3 separate regions of the Homo sapiens genome follow, and regions 1 and 2 are each linked to region 3. Evidence: chromatin contacts called from ENCODE Hi-C or POLR2A ChIA-PET data. All regions are on one chromosome and are shown on one strand. Each heading gives the region's core, a stretch centred on a gene start or an enhancer-like site at or near the end of the contact. The rest is flanking DNA. Distances are from core to core; before and after follow the strand shown.

What was found. A loop is a pair of places that touch in the nucleus more often than their neighbours do. ChIA-PET counts read pairs that join two places held with the same protein, here RNA polymerase II (POLR2A). Pooled maps may share reads with other maps.
Region 1: a map of naive thymus-derived CD4-positive, alpha-beta T cell shows a loop between it and region 3 (6-fold over the local background). The contact joins the promoter of MEX3C here to the promoter of SMAD7 in region 3. A Hi-C loop is called at or near these places in 1 of 168 maps with a recorded cell type or tissue (naive thymus-derived CD4-positive, alpha-beta T cell) and 8 of 50 pooled maps. POLR2A ChIA-PET finds 5 or more read pairs at or near these places in 1 of 52 experiments (activated T-cell).
Region 2: a loop to region 3 is called in a pooled map, with 4 times the contacts of the local background. The contact joins the promoter of ATP5F1A here to the promoter of SMAD7 in region 3. A Hi-C loop is called at or near these places in 5 of 50 pooled maps. POLR2A ChIA-PET finds 5 or more read pairs at or near these places in 2 of 52 experiments (WTC11 and activated T-cell).

Annotation. Positions count from the first base shown.
Region 1 is chr18:51,196,250-51,199,470 of GRCh38, forward strand. MEX3C (mex-3 RNA binding family member C) reads right to left here and starts at 1,432. Exons shown (of 2, transcript NM_016626.5): 1 at 318-1,432. The coding sequence starts at 1,071. RefSeq lists enhancers at 1-57, 1,856-1,945 and silencers at 396-445, 466-515, 776-855, 996-1,105, 1,126-1,655.
Region 2 is chr18:46,097,015-46,100,201 of GRCh38, forward strand. ATP5F1A (ATP synthase F1 subunit alpha) reads right to left here and starts at 1,282. Exons shown (of 12, transcript NM_004046.6): 1 at 1,158-1,282. The coding sequence starts at 1,217. RefSeq lists enhancers at 648-707, 682-1,881, 798-947.
Region 3 is chr18:48,949,245-48,952,214 of GRCh38, forward strand. It overlaps SMAD7 (SMAD family member 7), which reads right to left and starts at 1,721. Exons shown (of 4, transcript NM_005904.4): 1 at 568-1,721. The coding sequence starts at 1,180. RefSeq lists silencers at 659-978, 2,195-2,894.

The DNA.
Region 1 (3,221 bases), core at 182-2,681, 2.2 Mb after region 3:
TTTACCACCTCACTGAGGTTTCTGGTGCCACGCCAGCCTGGTGTTCCACGAATACAGCCCAAGTAACGTGAACACCACCGGACTGGGTCGCCCGAGAAACTTCACACTTTTTACCAGGCAAGACGGGCGGAAAAGCGTGGGTTTTCGCAAGGTGACCCATCTTCACATCTGGTCGACCCTCGGCTCCTCCCAGACCCCTTCGCGGTGGACTTGGGGGCCTCGCCGGGTTCGCCTTTTCCGTCCCACGCTCCTTTCTCTCGTCTCCCCACCCACGCCCGGGGCCATGCCCAGCTGGACCTCCCCACCCCTGCACTCACCCTGGCGGCCGACGATCTCGGCGACGTGCTCGGAGCTGGGCACCGGGACGCACTCGGTGGTGTTGACGCTCTTTCTCCGGAGCAGGGCCGCCTGCTCCCCGTTCAGGGCGGCCGCCGCCGCCCCACAACCGCCGGGGCCGTAGGCGTGGGACAGCATCGCCGCCATCATGCCCTGGGCATCGTCCCCTCCGTACAGCACCCCCGCCGCCGCCGCCGCGGCCGCCGCCTCCCGGGCATCGAACCTGGCGGCTGGCAGCAGCACAGACCCCAGGGACCCGCCCGGGATCTGCTGGGTCTGAGAGGCGGTGGCCGCGGGCGGCGACAGCAGCAGCAGCGACGACCGGTCCTCCTCCTCTGCTTCCTCCAGCTCCTCCTCCTCCAGCAGGTCTCCGTCCAGCTCCGCTTCCTCCCCCTCCTCCTCGTCCTCTTCCAGCTCCAGCTCGGCCGCCTCCGGGGCCCCGGGCCGGCCGGGCGGAGCCCGCTCCTCTGGAGACAGCTCCGCCGCCCGCCGGGCCTGGCCCTGCGCCGCCGCTGCCGGGGCCCGAAGCGCCGGGGCGCCGGGCTCCGCCGGGCTGGGGTCGTCGAGGCCTAGCGCGGCCAAGCGCTCCCTCAGCAGGAGCCCGTCCCCCTCGAGCTCCGGGCCGCCCGAGGGCGGCGGCAGAGGCGGCGGTGGCGGCGGCGGCGGCGGGGGCGGCTGCGGCAGGGGGGCCGGGGCCGCCGCCAGGGCCAGGGCCGCGGAGCTGCCGCTGGGCATCGCGGCGGCGCGCTGTCAATGGCGGCGGCGGCGGCCGGGTCAGGCGCGGCAGGCGGCGAGCCCCATGGCGGACAGGGCCAGGGCCCTGCTCAGCTCGCAAACACCTTTCCTCTGGGGAGGCGGCGGGGCTGGGGACCCGGGCCGAGGAGCGCCAGGGCCGCCCGGAGACCGGAGAGGGCGGGGTGGAGGGGCAGGGGAAGGAGGCAGAGGTAGGTAACTAGGTGGGTGGGTGGGGACGGCGGCGGGGCGGGCTGGTGGAGGTGGCAGCGGCTCCCCTCTCAGTGTTTCTTTTGTTTCATGGCCTTAACCAGCCCCCGGCGCGCGCGGCGGCGGCGGCTACGCCCCACGCCGCTCTCCGAATGAAGCCGGCGCGCTCTGATTGGGTGCTTTTAATCTCTGGGAGCCCGCCTTCTCCTCCCGCAGCCTTCCAACTCCTTTCCCCAGCCCCACCCCCCACCCTCCTTCGGGCCCCGCCCCTCCCCTCCCCAGAGCTCTCTGATTGGGTGACCGGGACCAGCCAGTTCCCGAAGCCTACTCCTTCCGTCCTCTCCCCGCCCACCTCCCTCTCATTCCTCCCGGCACGCGCGGAGAGGGACTGTGATTGTTCACTTTACACGTCACTCTTTGTGACGTCCCCGGCGGGGGCGGGAAAAAGGAGGCGGACGAAGGCGCTGCAGCAGAGGCTGAAACTAAGGGCCAAGCGGGGTTTTGGCGCAGGCGCGTGCGGTCGAAGCGCACACCTGGATTTGTTTCCCCCCAACCCTTCATCCCTGTAGCCCATGTGGCTGAGTTCTTTTAGGGAAGGCACTGTGTGAGCGGCCTGGAGCAGAGCTGCAGGCATAGGTTCGAGAGCATTGTTTCCTTGGGTTGAGGAAGAGATCGCCCCCTTCAGAGGAAGGGCCTTAAGAAGAGTCACGGAAGGAGGGGCCACGCAGTATCCTCCTATCCCCTCGCGGGGGCGGTTTCCTGAGCCGCGTGGCTCCCGGGCCTTCCCTCTCGGACTCGGGAATGCTCCTCCCACGCCCCGCTGGCCCGGCTTCTCTGCCGGCAGGATGGTTACATCAGCAGCCTGGAGGTGCTGAAGTTTAGCTCTTCGGGGTTTTTTGTTTTTTTTTTTTAAACGGAGTCCAGCTCTGTCGCCCAGGCTGGAGTGCAGTGGTGCGATCTTGGCTCACTGCAACCTCCGCCTCCCGGGCTCAAGAGCTTCCCCTTGCAGTGGCTCACGCCTGTAATGCCAGCACTTTGAGAGGCTCAGGCGGGCGGATCACGAGGTCAGGTCAGGAGTTCGAGACCAGCCTGATCAACATGGTGAAACCCCGTCTCTACTAAAAATACAGAAATTAGCCGGGCATGGTGGCGCACGCCTGTAATCCCAACTACTCGGGAGGCGGAGGCAGGAGAATCGCTTGAACCCGGGAGGTGGAGGTTGCAGTGAGCCAAGATCATGCCACTGCACTCCAGCCTGGGCGACAGAGCGAAACTGCGTCTCAAAAAAAAAAAAAAAAAAAAAAGAGTTTCTCCTGTCTCAGCCTCCCGAGTAGCTGGGATTACAGGCACGTGCCACCACGCCCAGCTAACTTTTGTATTTTTAGTAGAGACGGGGTTTCACCATGTTGGCCAGGCTGGTCTCGAACTCCTGACCTCAAGTGATACGCCCGCCTCGCCCTCCCAAAGTGCTGGCATTACAGGCGTGAGCCACCTCGCCCAGCTCTTTGGTGCTTTTTAAGAAAATGAATCCCCGTTTCCTCCTCCCTAGACACTCTTCCCACAGTATTGCTCAGGTGATCTCACGCAGTGGCTATCTTTTCTAGAGGTTATTATTTCTGTTTTTGTTGAGACAAGAGTCTCACTCTGTCGCCTAGGCTGGAGTGCAGTGACATGATCACAGCTCACTGCTGCCTTGACCTCCTAGGCTCAAGTGATCATCCCGCCTCAGCCTCCCCAGTGCATCACCACGCCCGGCGCGCATCACCACACGTGGCTAATTTTGTTTATCTTTTGTAGAGACTGGGTTCTTACCCTGTTGCCCAGGCTGGTCTCAAACTCCTGGGCTCAAGCGATCCTTCCACCTGGGCCTCTCAAAGTGCTGGGATCACAGGCGTGAGCCACCGCGCCTGGCCTCTAGGGGGTATTTTTAAATGGCTTGTTAA
Region 2 (3,187 bases), core at 32-2,531, 2.9 Mb before region 3:
CAAAAACTGAATAAATGCTAGAGTTAGATTAGAAACCAAGAGTTGTGGCATGTGGACTTATTTTACTCTCTCAACAAATCCTGCAGCCACCTGGAACTTCCTTCAGTTTCTCCTTCAAGTTGTAATACTGCGACTGGTCACTGTCAATTCTGAAGCCTCTACCTTCCATAGGAGCTAGATGAAAACCGTTAAAAATGCTTTTTTGTTAACAGAAACCCAAGATGCTACCAGCGGTTGTTAAGGCAGCAAAACAGCCAACATGTTTATTTCACCTTTCAAATTGAGATTACTTTTAGAACAAAAAAAAAGTGTCAGTGTCAATGCGTTTACACTGAAATCATGTTAATTTCAAGGGAAACAAATAACGAAGGGTATTAATCCTTACAGCCATTTTCCAACCTTGTTCTCTTTTACTTGAATTCTCCATCACTAAAAATTACTCAAAACCAGGTGGAAAACTCAAGGACAAATTCTTTAAACACGTCCAAGTGCCACAAAGCACACACTCTGCCGGAGAGACAATTTAGAAACCAGCTTCACTGTTGTCACAGTGCTGGCCACATGAAATGGTTCTTTGCACCTGCAGGACGTTTTCACGGTCGTTTCGTATTCAGCACTAAGAGAAAGCCTACGTAAGTATTCCAAAAACCACCTTCATTTATTCCTTTCCTCTAAACTGAGCTCCAGGCAGAGGTGAAATGCTGGGCCTGCTGACCTTCACACAATGTCAGACTCCACTGACTAGCTTCAACAAGAGCTGACAGCAGTTTTCTGACCTTCAGCGGGACGCGACCCTAAGAATCGAAAGAGAGGAACCTCACCGATTCAGAACAGGCCTCGGAGAGCTAGCGCCCAAGCCCTGACCTTCACCCAAGATCCCCCTTCTAGGGCCGCTGTCAGCCGAAGACAGGAATCTTGAGGCCCTGTCTCTGGACACCATCGAGTTAACTGTCTGCCCTGTACCATTCTGCCTCTGCGCAGGTGACGAGCAAAAGGGCACCTGTGTCGCCTGCTCTGTCCAGCCGGAGAAGCCACGGGTGCAAGATGGCGGCATTCGCCACAGCCCCTCGCCCTCCTGCAGAGAGCGCCCGAGCCGGCGCACCACCACCCTGCAGCCCCACCCGGCCGCCTGCATCATGCCGGCCTTCGGTGCTCACCAGTCCGGCCCGCCGAGGAAGGGCGCGGACCACGGCCGCAGCAACGCGCACGGACAGCATCTTTGCAGTTACTCCGCAGGCGGTACTTCTGCAGCCGCAGCCTCCGGACTGACTGGGACAAAATGGCCGAGCCGCAAAGAAGGTCAAGACAGCCGGCCCACCTGACCCGGAAGTACTGCCCCTCGCGTTCACCACCTCTCCCCCCGCCCCCGCCGCCACTCTGCATTTTTTGGCAGGTTACTTATTTTTTTATGTAACATTTTTAAGTTTAAACCTCAAAATGAATGATTAGATATATTCCGGCTTTGGTCCTGGCATTCGTTATACATTTATTTTGGTCTTTTGAGTCGACCTTGTGGTTGCCCCGGGTGACCACGTGGGTAGCTGAATCTGCTAAGCAGCAGTTCCCAGGCCCCATCTGGTGCTAGAGGATGAGGGCCTCACCCGTCTGGGGTCGCGGCTGTCTTGAGGACCAGGGCGATTAATAGTGTCGGTAGTGTTAGACCGTGGTTTAGCACGAGTAGCAACAGTGAACAGCTAAACCCCGGGACTGGCCACCAGCAGGGAGCCTCCCACGGAGCCCGTTAATCTGCAGATCTTAGCCCCACTTCAGACCCTCTGAGTCGAAAATTCGGGGCAATCTGAATTTTTAACAAACACCAGCACCGTTCCACGTGATCCGATCTGCGCTCAGGTTAAAGATTCCCAGCTTTTTTAGATTCATTCTAAAAGAATCCTGTCAGTGAATTAGAGCAAACTGTTTAAAAATCCTGATAACCGGGGGAGGGGAGCATCAAGATAAATAGCTAATACATGCGGAGCTTAATACCTAGGTGATGGGATGATAGTTACAGCAAACCACCATGGCACACATTTACCTGTGTAACAAACCTGCACGTCCTGGACATGTATTCCGGAACTTTAAATTAAAAAAAATATATCAACAATCACAAGGAGGCCTAGAAGAGTCATTGCCAATCCTACTGAGAATTGTCCAGAATCAGAAGTTTACACCAGGATAGGACGAGGACTCGCTTTTTCCTCTGCCAACATCTAGTTCATGCTATTGGGAACTCTGCTTCTTCATTTGGAGTCAAAGGGAGATGATGAAAAAACACTTTCTATGCTTACCTGGATGGGCTTTTTTTTTTTCTCCACAGAATTACCATACTGAGATTTTTGTGATATATGCAAGATTTGTGTGTGTGTGTGATGCTGGTTATTATTATGTCATAGTGGACACTTATTAACGTTGCCTTCACTTTTCTTTTTTTTTTATTTATTTATTTTATTTTATTTAAGACAGGGTCTCACTCTGTTGCCCAGGAAAGAGTGCAGTGGGTTTATCACCATTCATTGCAGCCTGGAACTCCTGGGCTGGAGCAATCCTCTGACCTCAGCCTGTGCCCCTGTGGTCCCACCACCATGCCTGGCTAATTTTTTTGTAAAGACGGCGGTGGTGGGCAGGGCGTGGGGGGAGGTCTCTCTATGTTGCCCAGGCTGGTCTCGAACTCCTGGCTTCAAGTGATCCTTCCTCCTCAGCCTCTGCGCTGGGCCCGCTTTTCACCGTTTGGAGAAGCATTTTCAGTTCCATCCCCCAAATCCTGGCTTACACCTAGAACCTGAATTTTGGTGAGGCAAATAAATATCCGGGCTACAAGGGTCATCTCCTGAAACATGGCTTGTAAACACGTGATTAGCCATCCTTTTCTCTAGTATCCTACTCTTTTCAAGGTAAGCCATGGGAAAATAGAGCAGCAGTTCTCCTGGGAATCAGGGGTACAAAAAGGCTGTCCAAGCCAGGCGCAGTGGCTCACGCCTGTAATCCCAGCACTTTGGGAGGCTGAGGCGGGTGGATCACCTGAGGTCAGGAGTTCGAGACCAGCTTGGCCAACATGGCAAAACCCCATCTCTACTAAAAATACAAAAATTAGCCCGGCATGGGGGCGGGCACCTGTAATCCCAGCTACTGGGGAGGCTGAGGCAGGAGAATTGCTTTAACCCGGGAGGCAGAAGTTGCAGTGAGCCCC
Region 3 (2,970 bases), core at 471-2,970:
TCCAACTCTCTTTGCCCCAAAACTCCAAAGGTGCGCGGCCACGACAGTATCTGGGCCACTGGTGTTCGACGTGATTCTCCGTATTTACTAAAGGAGTAAATACGGAGACCTTCCAGCCTTTATAGCACGCCTCTCCCAGCCTTCCTTGGCGGGCCTGGACCAAATCCAACTCGGCCACACACCTCAACGTCTTTCCGGGTGCGGGGAGGCGTGACCCCCCCACCTCCCTCTGCACCCCCTTGTTGATCCGGAAATGAAGGCGTCTAATTTTTAACCGCAGACTGCAGGAGCAGTGCCCGTAGACCCCTTCGGGGCAACACAGGAGAAAACCTGGAAGGGAACCCCCAGGGAATGCCCTTTGAGTTTCCCCTTGTCCCTTCTCTACTTTCAGCCCCCAGTCTCTTCCCAGGAGGGTATGCACACTCTCCCAGGAGGGTATGCACACTCTCCCAGGAGGGTATGCACACTCCCCCTGGAGGGATGGCTGCACAAACGCACTGCCCTAGGGGCTTTTCTTCCAGCACTGGCGCTCCGGAAAATGTTGGGGGTAGGGGGACAACTTCTCACCTAGTTCGCAGAGTCGGCTAAGGTGATGGGGGTTGCAGCACACCAGCTCGGGGTTGATCTTCCCGTAAGATTCACAGCAACACAGCCTCTTGACTTCCGAGGAATGCCTGAGATCCGGCCACCTGAACACTTTGCACAGCAGGAGGGGGAGCGAGTAGGACGAGGGCGGCTGCGCAGGCTGCGCGCCGGCGGGCGCCCCCGGGCCCAGCCTGCAGTCCAGGCGGCCGGGCAGCAGGAGGCACGCGGTGCGCGTCCCGCCGCGGGACTCCACGGCCTGGAGCAGCAGCTCCAGCTGCCGCTCCTTCAGTTTCTTGAGCACCGAGTGCGTGAGCGCCTTCAGATCCGCCTCGGCGCCCCCGGCCGCGCCGGCGCCCGCGGCTGGCGGGTGGGGATGGTGGTGACCTTTGGCACCTCGCACCGCCTTGCCCAGGCAGCATCCAGCCCTGCCCGGGCCGCCGCCACCGGCCCCATGCGCTCGGCTGTCCGTCGCCCCTTCTCCCCGCAGCTCGCCTCCTCCTCCACCTCCCCCTGCGCCCTCCTCCTCGTCCTCGCCGCCGGGCGCACGGCTCCTCCAGAGACGCCGGACGAGCGCAGATCGTTTGGTCCTGAACATGCGGGGCGAGGAGGCGAGGAGAAAAGTCGTTTGCCTGCTAAGGAGCGAACATGACCTCCGCACACCATGAAGAAGTCGGGCGCCGAGTTGGGGCAGCAGGCGCAGGCGACAGCAGCAGCAGCAGGGGCCCGGGCAGGAGCGGCGGCGGCCCGAGGGGCGCTCCGTGGCATGCGCCAGTCTCCCGGAGGCCGGGGCGCGCGCGGGGGCCCGGGGGCGCCCGCCGGGGATCGGGGGCCTGCGCTCCGGCTGCCCCACCCCGCGCGGCCCGCGCCCTGCGCGGCTCTCCGGCCCCGGCGCGCCCCGGAGGAACCCGGCCGCCGCTTCCCTGGGGACGGCCGAGCCTGCCCCCGTCGGCGCCTCCCCAAAAAGAGGCCCCCCCGCAGTGGCTCCCGAATGTCGGGCTCGCCAGCCTCGGCTTCCTACATGGAAGGTCCGCGGGGGCAAAAAACGAAAGGCGTTCGGCTGGGCTGTTGGAAGAAGGAAAAAGCCTCTTTCCCCCTTGCTAAGCAACTTAATTTGGGGGTGGGGAGAAGCAGGCAATTAAAAAAAAAAAAGCAAGCGATTTATTTTTTTCCTCTATATCCTTAGTAACCGGATCTCCTCGAATTCCGCGCACACGAAGACTCAGGGGAGGGGGCCGAGTGGACTTCACCCCGCATGAGACGTCTGGCAAAATAAGAAGGCTCTCGCAAAACCTAACAACCAAATATGCAAAGCCCCAAATGAAAACCACCACCTCCTCGAACCTCAGAGGTCTGGGGGCGTCCGGCTGGAACTGGGGTTTAAAAAAAGAAAATGTTTACAAAGTATAACAAGATGTTTGATGGGTGGAAAAATGTATCCACGAGTTACATCCCCCCGTTTCCTTGCAAAGCCCCGCTGGTCTTCCTCTCCTTTTCTTCTGCCAAAAAAAAAAAAAAAAATCGTGTATTTTTTTAATCCACAGAAAGCTTTGGCTAGACCGCTTCAATCCTGCGCATCTGGGTGGTTTAGGGGAGTCTCTGGTCTTTCCCCCTGCGCTCCTGGGGGCCCAGGTCCTCGGCGGGGACTTCCTCGAGGCTGGCGCGGGCGCAGGGGCAGAAGATGCTGCGGCGGCGGCTGAGCCCGGCGGGGCTGACAGCGCGGGGGAGGGTGGCGCGGCGGCGGCGGAGGGCCCCAGACGGGTCGCGCGTTCTCGCCCCCCCCGGGCACAAGCTGCTTGCTAGTGCAGGGGCCGCCGATGTCCCTTCCCCTGGCCGCGGCTGGCCGCCGAGGCTCCCCGCATGGGCTGCTCGCCTCGACCCAGCTGCGGCGGCAGGAGGCCCCGGTGTCCTCTCGGCGCCTCCTCCTCCGAGACTCTCCTCGTCGCGCCCGGGAGCCTCCTTGTCCCCGGTCCGCCCTCTCCTGGCGCTCCGGTCCTTCTGCCGCCGCCAGGGGCTCGCCGCGCCGCACTCAGGGGCTCAGGGGCCGGGCGCTCGGCGGCTCGGCGCCGACGGACTGGCTCTGTCTCGGGCAGCTCTCTCCCGCGCGGCGAGCGGACCGAGCACGGCGCCCGGCTGGCTCGGCTGGCGCGGCTCGGGGACAGGATCTTCCGTGCGCCGAGCAGCAAGCGAGTGTGCCCGGGGCTCACCGCCTCCCGCAAGGCCTCCCGCCCCCGCCCCCTTCCCTCCCCCTTCCTCCCCCTTCCCTCCCCCGCCCCCAGCCGCCGCAGCCGCGCCGCCTCCTCCCCGCCCCCCCGCACCCCCCCTCCGGCCCTCTGCTCGGCTGGTTCCACTGCGCAGTGGCGCGCCCGGCTCCGGCCTCGTCACGTG